Regions from separate parts of the Mus musculus genome. Here region 1 is linked to region 2. Evidence: chromatin contacts called from ENCODE Hi-C or POLR2A ChIA-PET data. All regions are on one chromosome and are shown on one strand. Each heading gives the region's core, a stretch centred on a gene start or an enhancer-like site at or near the end of the contact. The rest is flanking DNA. Distances are from core to core; before and after follow the strand shown. Region 1 holds the start of Cab39 (calcium binding protein 39). Region 2 has its middle 5.7 kb from the start of Mir8096.

Region 1 (6,903 bases), core at 2,816-5,315, 35 kb before region 2:
GGCCAACCTTAGTCTACAGCCTGGTCTACAGCTTGAGTTAGTTACAGGACAGCCAGGGTTACAGAGAACCCCTGTCTCAAAAAACCAAAACCAAAACGCCCAACCAAACAAAAAACCAAACCCAAAACCCAACAACAAAAGAGAACCCAGGCACACCACCAAAGGTAACCAGAAGACACTCCCTGAAACTCTAATCTACTACTGAAGTTTATCTTTTATGCTTGTGGGGAGGGGGAATTTGTGTGCCTGTGTCTATATGTAAATATTTATAAGGCCAGCAGAACAAGTATCAACAGTCAGTGATCAACTTTCTCAGGAAAATTACACTCTTACTAACAAACAGTAATTGCTACAAAAATCTATACTTAAAAATAATGGACCAAAAGAAAGGCTTTGAGGGTATATATTTTTGCAATATACAACAGAGATTCACATAAGACAAACTGTAAAGCCAAACCCAATGGGACTTTTTAAGCTATTTCATAGTAATCGTATGAAAACTCAAGTCTTCAGGATGTGGTGCACACAACTGTAATTCCAGAATCTGGCTAAGGCAGAAAGATTATCATAAATTCTAGGCCAGCCTAGGCTACAAAGTTAAGTTCAGGCTAGTCTAGGGTACTGAATCAGACCTTTTCTCAAAAATACAGAGCCGGGCAGTGGTGGCGCACGCCTTTGATTCCAGCACTTGGGAGGCAGAGGCAGGCGGATTTCTGAGTTCAAGTCCAGCCTAGTCTACAGAGTGAGTTCCAGGACAGCCAGGGCTACAGAGAAACCCTGTTTTGGAAAAAAAGAAAATTACAGGAACAAAGTTGGGTGGTATTGGCCTTTAAGCCCAGCAGAGGCAAGTATTTCTGAGTTTGAGGCCAGCCTGGTCTACAAAATGAGTTCCAGAATAGCCAGAACTACACAGAGAAACCCTATCTCAAACAAACAAACAAACAAACAAACAACAAACAAACAAACCAATCAACCAACAAAAAAATTTAGCCTGACTTCTGATATCATGATCAAAAAGTAATTAGCTCTGTAGTCAGCCCTAGTATAGACTATTTTTTAGTAGTAGAACAAAGGGTAGGTGGGGCCACAACAGATTATATTGGCCATGAATATATTCTTTTTATCATGTCCTTCTTTAATTTTCTTTTTAAATTGTGTACACATGTGGGTATGGGAACATGAGTTCAGGTGTCAGTGGAGGACAGGAGTGTATAGAGCCGGGGCTGTACAGGAAGTTGTGAACCAAACTGGATGCTGGGAACCCAACAACAGCAGAACTCAGGTCCTCTGCAAGAGCAGGTCACACTCTTAACCTCTCCAGCCCCTCAGTGGCCTACTAAAAGTACTCCTGCTCACATAGCAGAGGTCTGTGTGCCCGTCTCCACTCCTGGCGATCACATAAATGTATTCTACCAACCAAAATACATTCAATAAGCAGCAGTCAGGACCAAACCTTGATGAGAAGCTAATAAACAGACTTCTAACAAGAAGCCTTAAGGGAACAATGCAACCTTGACAGGTAAAAGCCTAATAAAACATTTAAGAAAACTTTCAGACTGGTTCTATTGGTTCATGCCCAGCCCTTAGGAGGCTGAGTCGGGAGAACTATCTGGAATTTTAAAGCTAGCTTGGCCTCCACAGCAAATTCCAGGACAACTTGGGCCAGAGTAAGAGGTTGTTTCAAAATGCCAATAAATAAACAAATATATAAATAAATGTACTTAATATATTTTTAGGAAAATATACACAGAAAAAGATCAGAAAGGAAATATGCAAAAATGTTTACAGAAACAAAATCTAAGTGATAAGATTAAGAAAACTTAAAGAAAAAAAATTCCCAGTCTATTTTGTAATTCTAGCACTTAGAAACCCAATGCAGGAGGATGACAGGTTGGAAGACCTGAGCTACACTGTTTCAAAAGATGGGGATGGGGTGGGGGAGAAAGGAGAGATGGACTACTGCTTCCATGTTTCAAAGAGTATGTCTTACTTTAAGAAACAAAAATTAGAATAAAAAGACAAAGTCTCTTACTGTGATCTAGCCGGCTGGCCTGGCCTGGCCTGGCCCTCCTCCGTCTCCAAAGTGCAGAGGCTAAAAGCGTTCACCACCACCACCACCAGCAGCAGCAGCAGCAGCAGCTAGATCTTACTTTGATAAAGAAAAATGTAAGACTGAAAAAAAGTATGATTTCCTTGTACATATAAGCACTTACAAAACCAATAGTAAGTTCTAAGGCAATTCTTACAAATCATATATTGTAAGCATTTAGTAGTTACTAATTACTTGCTAATTTTTTTAAACCTGTAAAATAGAGCTTAAAAACTTTCACTTCTGGCTCTCCAATATTTTCATAACTAAAAATTAACAAGAAATTTTTTACTTTTCCAGAAAAATGGTGTGTGTCCAACTGTCTGTCTAGACTGTTAACAGTTCAGTTCTTATTACTATTTTTTTTTTTATAAATCTACAGTTTAATGTTCAATTCCAACACAGGGATCCAGAAGTTCTGATGCAATTTTAGAGAACTCACCAACGCAAATGCCTTGTGTGTAGAGAAGGTTAATTTAGGCACCTCTTTTAATTACTTCAGATAAGCACGCATCTAGTGACACTTTCTACAAAAGGTATTTTCCTTGGCTTGGACATAGATTTACTTAAATATCCCGGAAGCTGTCAAAATCGACCTCAAACTGCATTATATTTAGGAAACAATGCTAAGTCCTGACTGTGGCCTTCTCTGCTCGCCTGTCTTTCTCAAGAGCGCCTTTAATATGCCCTAGCATACATTTCCGGCCTCATGAGTCACTGAAAAATGAGTTCTAAGTTTTCCGTGGAAGGTCGTTCAAACAGCTCCTCTACAGCATTCAAAGATCTGACTCCAAATGCCTCTTTAGTCTACCCCACCTATCACGGCACCCGGTGATGGAATTGGCAACATTCGCATGCTCTTTGTACCTTTGTCCTCCAGCTTTGTTGCCCCTCCACGCCCTTCTCCACTGCAACCCCCTTCTCCCGAATCCAATCGAGTCTTCTAGACCCGGTTTAGCACCGCCTCGCCCAGGAAGCCTCCCAGGTTCGTGGGAAGGCGGAAACGATCGACAGGTCCAGTCACCCCGGAGCACCTTTCTAGCAATTGGTAGTTCCTAAACGGAACTTATCTATCCCCCTCCTGCCTGGTATCTTAGCTATTTGTGTACTCGTCTTATCTCTCACATCACCGCGTTAAAGCTCCCCAGGGGAGGGCACCTCCCGGCCGGGTTCACCTCGGAGTCGCTCCGGCACCGGCACGCAGTCGGCGTTTTGGATTGCTCCAACCGAACCCGGGAACGCGCCGAACGCACAATTCCTAGCCAGAAATCAGTTAGGCATTTTCCTGAAAGGTCCCCTACAAAGATAGTGTCAGCGTCCCGCTAACAGTGAGGCTACGCGGAGCCCAGGGCTAGGTGCTCGGAGTCCCCGGAGCGGCGGGAGTGACAGCTGGCCGGGCCAGCTCTACCCCGGTTAGTTGTAGCCCCGGCCGGCAGGCCCCCGGAGCCTAGTACGGGCGAGGACAAGGGCGGCGCCCGGAGCTCCGGCTGCTCCGGGCCGCTCCCGCCGCCGCCACCCGGGAAAATGGAGGCGGGTCGGGCGGAAGCCGGCGGGCGTCCGCGTCGCGAGCAGGGCCGGGCCGGGGGATCACTCACCGGGCTGGGCCGGGCCAGGGAGCTCCCTCTCTGCTTCGTCTCCGTCCCCGTCCTCGGCCGCCGCCGCCTCGGGCTGCTCGCTCGGTCCCCGCGGCGCGGCTCGGACGCTCCGGCCCTCCGTTGTCCTCCGCCCGCAGCTGCTCCGGGCGACGGGCTCCCGCGGCGGCGGCGGCGGCTGCGCGGGCGGACGGTGGCCCAGGGGTTCCTGCTGTGGCCGCCGCGGTGCTGCGCTCGGTAGGGCTGCGGCTGTGGCCGTGAGGTCCCGCACTGCCTTCGCCTCTGAGGTTGTCTCAGCCTTCGCGCGGCTACTGAAGCCCCAGACTCTCTCAGGCCGCGCGGCTCCTGGCGCCCCGCGCCCAGCTCCGGCCTGAGCCCGGCTTTGACGTGCGCACTGCGCAGCCGCCGAAGGCGGGACGTCGGGCGGCGCCGCAACGCCCTCTGCGTACTCGGGCGCCCCCGGACGGCCGGGCGGACTCGGGACGCCTGAGTCGCCGGCAAGTTGAAGAGCTGGGGGCACTGAGAAAAAGCAGAAGGGGAGCTGGAGTCGTCGTCTATGCGCCCCTTACTTGCTAGTTCCTGGAGGAACACAGTCCACTTCCTCAAGTCTTAAAACTTTACATCTGCGGAGGGCTCAAAACTGTTCAAATGGGTTCTTTCATGCTTGGGCAGAACCTGTAACTTCACTTTGGCATCTCCTGACAGGGGAAAAAAAGTGATGAAATATTCCAAAGAAACAAGATCCAACAAGGGTACATATCCTACTTTTTCCAAAGTGGATTTTAGTGGTGCATGCCTGTAATCCCAACACTGGGAGGTGAACTCAAGAGAATTAGGAGTTCAAGGTCATCCTAGACTTCACAGGTTTAGGTCAGCCCGGGCTGTGTGAAAAACTCTGCCTATAGATAGATAGGGAAGCAAGTTCCATGAAGAAAGAAAGAAAGAAAGAGAGAGAGAGAGAGAGAGAGAGAGAGAGAGAGAGAGAGAGAGAGAGAGAGAGAGAGAGAGAGAGAGAGAGAGAGAGAGAGAGAGAGAGAGAGAGAGAAACAAGTGCCATGAACACACACCCAGAGGAATAAAATAATGCATTACAGAGATCTAATGACAGAGTCTGGAACTCAAAAATGCTACATGTGTGCTCCTTTGCTATATGCTTAACAATGGGACAGGATTTTGGACAGCTACAGTGTGCTAAGGAAGTGGTTTCCTGAAGGAAGCAAGGCGATGTGAGCCTCCTGTGAGAACTTCAATACTTGAGAGAAGCAAGCTATCCATAGGATTTGGAGCAGGAAAGGGCCAGGCTTTGGCGTTTTAAAAAGGTCGTGATCAGAGGCAGGCGAATTTCTGAGTTTGAGGCCAGCCTGGTCTACACAGTGAGTTCCAGGACAGCCAAGGCTACACAGAGAAACCCTGTCTCAAAAAAAAAAAGTCGTAATCACTGTTACTGCGATATGAAGATCAGAGTGAAGGGCCGGAGGAATTCCACAAATACAGTAGACGGGGGTTGCTGACACCCTATAGTAGGGCTCGGGGGTATAGCTCAGGCTATACTATAATTATGGTAGATTCTGGATTCAGTCGTGGGTAGTTTGTATGCACACAAAGAAAGCTGAGACAAAGATGAGGGAGATAGAGAAGATAACACGTATGAAGTATCCATAACAATAGAGAAGATCACTCAGACATGGGCTCAAGCCGATAGAAAGTCTCTATTACCAGCCAGTGACTACTCTGGGTGTTTGGGGTTCAAGTATAGTCCTGAGCCTTTCTCAGGTGAGTTTGTTTGTTTATTTATTTATTTATTTTACAACTCAATGGCTCTCCCCGCCCCCCTTTTTAAGTACACACACACACACAAAACCATATCCTGGCTTGTCACACCTCGGTTAGCAAGAACAGTCATCCAGTCTAGTTGCAGAACTACAAAAGCCAAAAAGCAAGATTAGTTCCTTTATGGACTTTCCCGGAACTATGGACTTTGATGGATTAGGTCTTTGTTCTCTCTTGTTTTTGGCAGGTATTGCTGCCTCTATCCTGGGTCTCAGGACCTGAATGGTACTTTCATCATGGCATCTGTTGTGCTAAGGTCTGGAAACCTGTTACACTATAATCCTAGTTCTAGCAAAGCAAAGACTGTAAATTTGAAGCCAACCTGATCTAAGTAGTGAGTTCCAGGTTTCTAGCGCCACATGGCAAGATCTTGTCTCAACACACCACCCCCTTTAATTTGTGTGATCTTGTTCGTATATGTATGTGTCTGTGTGCTCAAGCATGTGTCAGTCAGGTATAGTAGTAGTGCACACCTATAACCCTAGCCCTTGGGAGTGGTGGGGGGAAAATGAAGAATTCAAGGTCATTCTCGGTGATATGCAGTGACCAGACAGATATGTGGTGTCAAGAAACAAGCAAACAAAACCATTAGCATATTAACACTTAAAATCCATTCAACCAAGCATAGTTCATCTTGGACATGTTGAACACTTCTAGGGAAACTAGCCAGACTGGTGAAATTTCCCTTGCAAAGGGCCAAAGGCTGCACCTACCTTCTACCCACAGTTACAGAGAGAAGATGCCAGACAGCTTTTGATGGCCTCTTACAGAATCGGGCTATTTTCCATATTCTTCTATTGGGGACGGGAGGGCTCTGGAAAGCTGTTTCTACTAAACTATTTCTCGGGCCATGCCACTTTCTGGAAAGTTCTGCATCTTCATTTTGAAACATTCTCAGGGGGCCTTTGTTTTCCTGTGTGGTGGCCACAGAACACTGGGTTCTGTGCTTGCCTGGGCTGTTGCTGTTATTGTCTCCCTAGAGCCTGTGCTGGTCCTGTGTAAATCTCCCATCATGCCGTCTCTTCCTCTTCCTTGCTGATGCTGGGCCACCGGATGGAGGCACTTCCCTCCCTTAATTAGACCCTCTAGGAAAGGACTTTGGAGCCTGACTCATGGCTTCCCTCCCACCCCACCCAGTGCCTTCATTCACCTGGCTGTATCATTGCAGCTCACCCTATTGGATACGGTCCCTTTACTGTGCTATCCCAATGACCTTCACATCCACTGTACGTCAGCAGCCACTAGGCTAGCCCCACCCTGGACACTGCAGTTTCCACCATGGCTCTGCTCTTGAAGTTTGAACTCTCCAGCACTCCTGTTTGCCTCCCTTCCCATCCACCCACCAGTCCACACCCTCAGACTCACCAAACCTGCTCCAAATCTCATTAGAAA
Region 2 (7,161 bases), core at 1,204-3,703:
CCTAAAATATATACACAAAGCTTTCTAAGTGAAATCAGCAAACAATTGGGGAGACAGCTTTCCAACTGGCCATCTCTTGTCAACAAACAAAGCTTCCAGTACCTTTAGTTACGAATTGAGTTGTTGGTCAAAGGGGTCTCATGGGAAGCCCAAAACAACCCAGGTTGTTATCAAGAGTACAGGTTGCTTTCCACAAACTGACAGCGAGGCTCCATTGCTGATGACAGCACCCATACAACTCTTGAACATGGAGAAGTCAAGCTGGTGCCTACATATCTTGAGTGCGCTGGACTCGACCAGCAAGAATGACGCTGCAACAGGATCTGTCTGCACACATTTATTGGGAGAGCTTGATTGCAGAGGCGAAGAGACCCCGAGCCCAGAACTGGTGCTGCTTATATAGGCTTAGGAGAGGCATGTCTCACACCCGGATTGGTTATGCACTAAGCCTCATTTGCATGTTTCTCATCTGATTGGCTACTCTCTGTACCTCACAGAGCCTCATTATCATACCTCATTTGCATGTCTCACGTCTTATTGGTTATACTCTCAAAGCCTCATTATCATGCCCGGGCCAGGCAGTGTCTTTGCAAAAAACTTTACTGCATATGTACACATTGGTTGTTTGTCCAAACTTATGCGTGGTGGCCAGCAGTTGTCAGCGCCACTCTGCAACGGCACATGTGGCTTCCCACATACTTAGAGCCTTCACCCCGACCTTCTAGCATCTTTGGTATAGGAAGGTACTCTGCGTGCCACTAAAAGAGAATTGTAAACACCAAGCCAGCTACAAACCCTTTGATCTACAATAGTGTTCTGTCTACAAAATGTGCTAGGGCAATGGTGGCACAAAGCTTGTGGGAGTGACCAACCAGTGTCTGAGTTGTCTTAAGGTCCTCTCCAGGAGATGAAGCCATACCTGAAACTTGGAGTGACCAAGACCAGAGGCTAGATATCCCAGGGACCTAAGATAAAATAAAAACCAAATGCCACTGGTCTAAAACTACAAGAACAGCAAAAATGTAGTGACAAATTGACTCCTAATGATATTCAAATATATGAAAATATAAATATATATGAATATGCATATATATTTATAAGTACATATCATATATATATATTCATAAATCTGTGCCTTGCTCAGCCATCATCAGAGAAGCTTCTTCCTTTTGCAGAAGATGGAAACAAACACAGAGACTCAGAGCCAGGCCTTATTTAGAGAGTGAGAGGCCTTGGAATGCTCAGCTGGAAATGGGATATCTCTGTCAACTCCCTCCCCTCAGTGGTCAGGGAACCCCATGGAAGAGGATACAGAAAGAGTGTAAGAGCCAGGAGGGATGGAGGACACCAGGAAAGCAAGGCCTCTGCACCAACAAGAGCAAAGCTCATATGAACTCACAGAGACCTTAGGGGTGTAGAAACAAGTGGGTTTCTGATTCTCTTCTTCTTCTCTTCTTCTCTTCTCTTCTCTTCTCTTCTCTTCTCTTCTCTTCTCTTCTCTTCTCTTCTCTTCTCTTCTCTTCTCTTCTCTTCTCTTCTCTTCTCTCCTCTCCTCTCCTCTCCTCTCCTCTCCTCTCCTCTCCTCTCCCCTCCCCTCTTTCTCTCTCTCTCTCTCTCTCTCTCTCTCTTGCTTGCTGGTTTATCATGACAGGGTTCTCTGTATAACAGTACCACTATCTCAGCACCACGCCTGGCTAGATCTCTGATTCTTGGGCCTTCTCCTGGGCGGCTCTTTTTCTTCTGTTGGTTCTGTCCAATTTGGATAGGGTAGTTCTTTCTTCATCTTATTATATGTTAATATTATCTCTCAGAAGCCTGCTCTTTTCTAATGAGAAACAGAAAGGGGGGGAGATAGGGAGGAACTTTGAGAAGTAGGGGGAGGTGTGCTCATCATCTGGATGTATTATCTAAGAGAAGAATCTATTTTCAATAAAAGGAAGATAAAATAAAAATTAGTGTTTAAAAAGAAGAGTTCTAGGTGTGGATTCTTTAGGGAACATAAAGCATGAACTTCAAGACTGCCTGAGCAAACACTTGTAGTACTGAATCTGAGGCACACACACACAGAGGGAGAGAGAGAGAGAGAGAGAGAGAGAGAGAGAGAGAGAGAGAGAGAGAGAGAGAGAGAGAGAGAGCTCGGACAGGGGCCCCTCAGAAGGGTGGGGGTGGGGCCAGACTTACTCAGAGTCTGTCAGTCTATTGATAGACTTCTTGGGTGATTTAAAGCCTGGACTCTTTTGACCTTACAGTACTTGCTAACTTTAGCCTTACCCTCCAGGAGTATTTTCATGGCGCACTGCGTATTAAAGTGCTCATTCATTCATTCCATGCGACTCACTGGGGCTTATTTTGGTTCTAGCACTGTGCCAGGGCTAGGGACACAGGACTTCACTGTGACTTCCAAACCAGGGATCTTTGTGAGGTGGCAGCTAGAGGAGAGAGGAAGGTGAAAGGGAGACAGATTAGACAGAGAGGGAGCACTTTGAGGGGACCGAGGTGGAGGACGCCATGAAAGAAGGTACCCACTGATCCGCACGCATTTTCCAGAATAGAGGAGCTTAATGGGCTTTGTTTGGGCTGTGAAAACTTTATAATTAGCCCAACCAGCTGGCCCAGGCTGGGTGGAAGACTCCCCCACACTCCCTTTGCCTCCTCTGGTTTCAGAAATAGCAAGTTCATGCAGGCACGGTGTGCTTTGCCCAGGCAGAGCAGGCTACCCGGGACTGGCTGGCGGGGGCAGGCAGCTCCCAGCAGGGATGTGGGATTCCATCTGAGGGGAGGGGGTGGGGGGCAGCCCTGCAGTGTCTCGCAAGAGGGAAGAAGAGCCTCTGCCCTTCCCCTCTCATTCCTGACACTCGGTCTTCTACTTCCTCTTTCTCTTTTTCAGGTGTGATGGGCAGATGCTATGAGGGGCAAGCTCAGCTTCCAGGGACAGTGGGAAGCGCTAACCGCAAAGCTTGCCTTCACCCACTTTCCTTGGGCTAGACCTTTCACAACTCTGCCTGAAACCTGTTCTGCTTGAGCCCAACACCAAATCTGCCAGGCTCTTTCTGTCACTGGGCCTTACAAGTTGCTTAGAAGCTCTCAGATACCATTGAGATGCAGAAGCTGGTTTGAGTGGGTGAGGAACACCCGTGTGTGTACTTGTGAGTAGGTGGGAAAGGGGTGTCCCTGCCCGGGGTTGCTGGCAGTCATGAGGATGAGTAATGGGGATATGGAATATCTGTCCCCACATCAGACAGTCATGGCCTGGTTCCACCTCCCAAATTGTTGCTGTGGTTTAGATATGGTTTGTCCCCAGGAAAACTTACACTCAGGCTTGGTCCCAAAAGTGGAACCTTCAGGAGACGATTGGGTCATCAAGGAGGATTACAGCCCTGGAAGGAGTTCTCTCAGAAGATCAGTTACCACAAGAGCTACTTGGTGTGAAGCAGCAGTGTCCTTGGTGTGTAGCCTCGTCCGTGTGTGACCACTTGCCCTTTCACTGTCTACCATGAGTTGAAGCACCAAGCCTTTGCCAGAAATGAAGAAGGCAGTGCCAGGGACATTCTCTTGAGATTTCTAGCCTGGCAATCATGAGTACACATTGACCCAGGCTCAAGTGTTCTGTGACAGTGGCAGAGACAGATCAAGATAAATACTCAGAGTGGCCCCACGTCTTTTCACCCTCCTCCAGTTTCAGGTGCTCCTTCCCTCCTCCTCCCCAGATAACTAACACCAATATAGTGGTGGTTCACCCTCATAAGTGAACCTGACTGGAGCCTCCAAGGAGGCATGCCTGTAAGGAATCCCTAGCCAGGTTTGATGAGGAGCCTTGAATGTGGACACTGGGGTCTTGCACTGAAAAGAGGGAAAGGAAAAAGCCATTGGAGCACCAGGATCCAATGCTCTCAGATTCCTGACCACAAATGTGACGAGACCACCTGCCTCTGCCTCCCAAGTGCTGGGATTAAAGGCGTGTGCCACCACCGCCCAGTGTTTTATTATTTTTATTTATATTATGTGAATGAGGATTTGCCTATGTGTATGTATGTGCGTCATGTGTGTGCAGTACTAACAAGGGCCACAGGAGCGCATTAGCCACTGTGTGGTTGCTGGGAACCGAACCTGGACCTTTTAAGAGTAGCAAGTATTCTTAATTGCTGAGCCATGTCCCCAGTCCCCATCCTTCCTTCTTTAAGTTGCTTTAGCAGGCATTTTGTCACAGAGGTAAGAACAATAACTGATACTAATAAATGCCACAGGTGGCCACTGGATCCCTCATTGGCAATAGTGCTAGAAGTTTCTGGAAAATGAAGTGCAGCTGAGCATGGTCAGTGGGACCCAGGAAGTCCTCCCAAGAAGGTATGAGGGAAGCAGAGCCTTGTGAGAAACTAGTCTGCCTCTATGTGCACTCTTGTCCCTCCCCGGCCCTGGTGCCCAGTCTCCTACGTACATAGAAGCAGTTCACTGAAACGCTGGCTAGGGCTTCCCTTCCCAACTGACTTCACCCTCCTTCCACCACAACCCTGTGGTTGTCCAACCTGGCTTTGGAAATTAGGTCAAGCCAAAAATGGCCTCTTTTGGGAGAGTCTTCAATGGGTAATAAGTTGGCTGCTTATATTAAACACATTTCAGTGGATGGGTGGGTGGGGACCACAGTAAATTTCTTTTTTTTTTTAACTTGTTGAATCAGTTTCACAGAAAGTCAGACTTTCTGACTTCTCTCGAGGTTCTGTAGAGCCACAATGACCTTTGGGGGCTGCCCCTAGAGCCAGTCTCCCTCTTACTTTCCAGATCTTATCTTTCTCTGAAAGTTGAGTTCTTTCCTCTCCCAATTCTTATGTTAAATGCCTCATTTCTATGCCTGAGCATGCCATCCAGGGAAATAGGATTATTCAGATGAGATCAGCTTGGAATAGTATGGACCCCTGTAGAGAACATAGACACACAAAAAGGGAGAAAGCTATGTGGAGGTAAAAGCAGAGACCAGAACAACATTTCTACAGGCCAAGGAGTACCAAAGATTGAAAATAATAATAACAATAATAATAGTAATAATAATGATAATAATAATAATTTAATAATGATGATGATAATAATGATAATAATGATGATGATAATAATGATAATAATAATAATAATAATAATCCTGGAAGCCAAGAGAGTCTCCTGGGATGAGTCCTTCCCAGCATTCTCAGACGTGTGGCCCAACACACATCTCCATCTCAGATCGCCTGCAGAGCTGTAGTGGGTTCCTGCTGGTCTTGAATTACCTAGCACATGGTACTGGTGAAGCAGTCCTAGGAAACTAGACCAGCCCCACCGCTCACTCGTATTTGGTAGCTAGATGGTTACCTGTCCTGCCTGGGCCCCAGATATACTTGCATTCTCACCTGCTGTTATAGAACTATGTCTTCTTTACAGTAGATGTGCTGTGGTCTTGATTCATGGAAGGGAACATTCACAAGATCAGGTATATCAGCATTCCCTTAAGGAAGGTGTGTGTGTGTGTGTGTGTCTCTCTCTCTCTCTCTGTGTGTGTGTGTGTGTGTGTGTGTGTGTGTGTGTGTTCATATCATCACATGGATTCTGCTTATGCTCCCAGCCTACCTCCGAGTTGCATGTAATTCTACTTCAGTGCATGTGACCTAGACAGTTGCTAGACTTGCAGTGATTCCCAACCTGCGAACTGTGACCTCTCTGGGAGCCAACAACCTTTTCACAAAGGTCTTTAACTAAGGCTGTCTGCAAATCAGATATTTATGTTACAATTCATAGCAGTGGCAAAATTATAGTTATGAAGTAGCAATAAAAATGACTTTATGGTGGATGTCACAACGCTAGGAACTGTATTAAGGGGCTGGCGCATCAGGAACGTTGAGAATCAGTGCTAGAGGGTTTAGGAACAGAAGGTAGTCTGGAGTGGGGAACACCCATAGTGCAGCTTTTATGAATTATCACATAAATTGGGGTGGGGCTTTTTGTTTATGTAGCTTCCCAAGTAACCTAAGTCCCTGTAAATAACCCCAATAATTTCATTGGTTCACCAAGATGGATTTGAATGACATGGTGATTTCTTTGGTCACACAACATATGAGTCAATTCCTTTAGGTCAGAGGATGATGTCCCCATGTCTGTAGTCTTGAGAGGTCAAGAGGGAGGTGATCTGGAGAGTAAAGACCTGGAAGAGGTAGTGTCCCCAAACTGCAAGGGCTCATTATCCCACAGTATTGGGGGGAGGTGACCAGAGTCCCCAGCAGAGGACTGAGTGAAATGTGGCCCAGATTTGGCAGCAATTTCTAAACTGAGAAGGACACGGGGAACCACATACAGTATCTTAGATGTTAACGAAGCTGTGGAAACTGTCAAATCGAGGCCTTCCCAGGAGTTCCAGGTATACATGCATCCTAGACTCTGTTGTAAGGATGACGAGAGCCCAAAGTTGTGGGAAGAAAGGAAGCCAAGGCCAGCCTCAGAATGCAAGGGCTTGAGAGCGTTAAGGGCAAATAAATGGCACTTATTCTCTTAGCCTGAAGAGGCTAAGGAAGCAGACTGGGGCAGCAGAGCAGCTTTAAAATATCAACAATAACAACACACATGGCCTCACAGCCAAGGTCGACCTTAGACTTCTATCCTCTTTTTCTTTTCTTTCCTCTCCTTTTCTCATCTCTTCTCTTCTTCTTCTTCTTCTTCTTCTTCTTCTTCTTCTTCTTCTTCTTCTTCTTCTTCTTCTTCTTCTTCTTCTTCTTCTTCTTCTTTTTAAAAGCTTTATTTATTTATTAATTATATGTAAGTACACTGTAGCTGTCTTCAGAAACTCCAGAAGAGGAGTCAGATCTCATTACGGATGGTTGTGAGCCACCGTGTGGTTGCTGGGATTTGAACTCAGGACCTTCAGAAGAGCAGTCGGTGCTCTTACCTGCTGAGCCATCTCACCAGCCCCTCTTCTTTTTTCTTTCTTTCATTTTTATTTTTGAGACAGCGTTTCTCTGTGTAGCCCTGCCTTGCTTGGAACTCACGCCGCAGACTAACCTCGAACTCACAGAGATCCCCATGCATCTGCCTCCAGAGCGTTGGATTAAAGGCTTGGCCTTGAATTTCTAATCTTTCTGCTACCTCCTCCCAGGTGCTGGAATCACAGGCATGTACCACTAACCTGTTTTAAGTGAGGTTATGGTG

Evidence for each region. A loop is a pair of places that touch in the nucleus more often than their neighbours do. ChIA-PET counts read pairs that join two places held with the same protein, here RNA polymerase II (POLR2A).
Region 1: a map of left cerebral cortex shows a loop between it and region 2 (4-fold over the local background). The contact joins the promoter of Cab39 here to the enhancer-like site in region 2. A Hi-C loop is called at or near these places in 8 of 37 maps with a recorded cell type or tissue (CH12.LX, CH12F3, T-helper 1 cell and 5 more). POLR2A ChIA-PET finds 5 or more read pairs at or near these places in 3 of 5 experiments (all embryonic stem cell).

What each region holds. Positions count from the first base shown.
Region 1 is chr1:85,790,603-85,797,505 of GRCm38, reverse strand. Cab39 (calcium binding protein 39) reads right to left here and starts at 4,065. Exons shown (of 9, transcript NM_133781.5): 1 at 3,685-4,065.
Region 2 is chr1:85,754,068-85,761,228 of GRCm38, reverse strand. No RefSeq gene overlaps it. Among named protein-coding and RNA genes, the nearest start is that of Mir8096, 5.7 kb to the right of the region's middle. Within about 2 kb of position 2,453, at least 1 of the 3 ENCODE cell types and tissues checked has a DNase peak (open chromatin) inside an H3K27ac peak, as active enhancers do.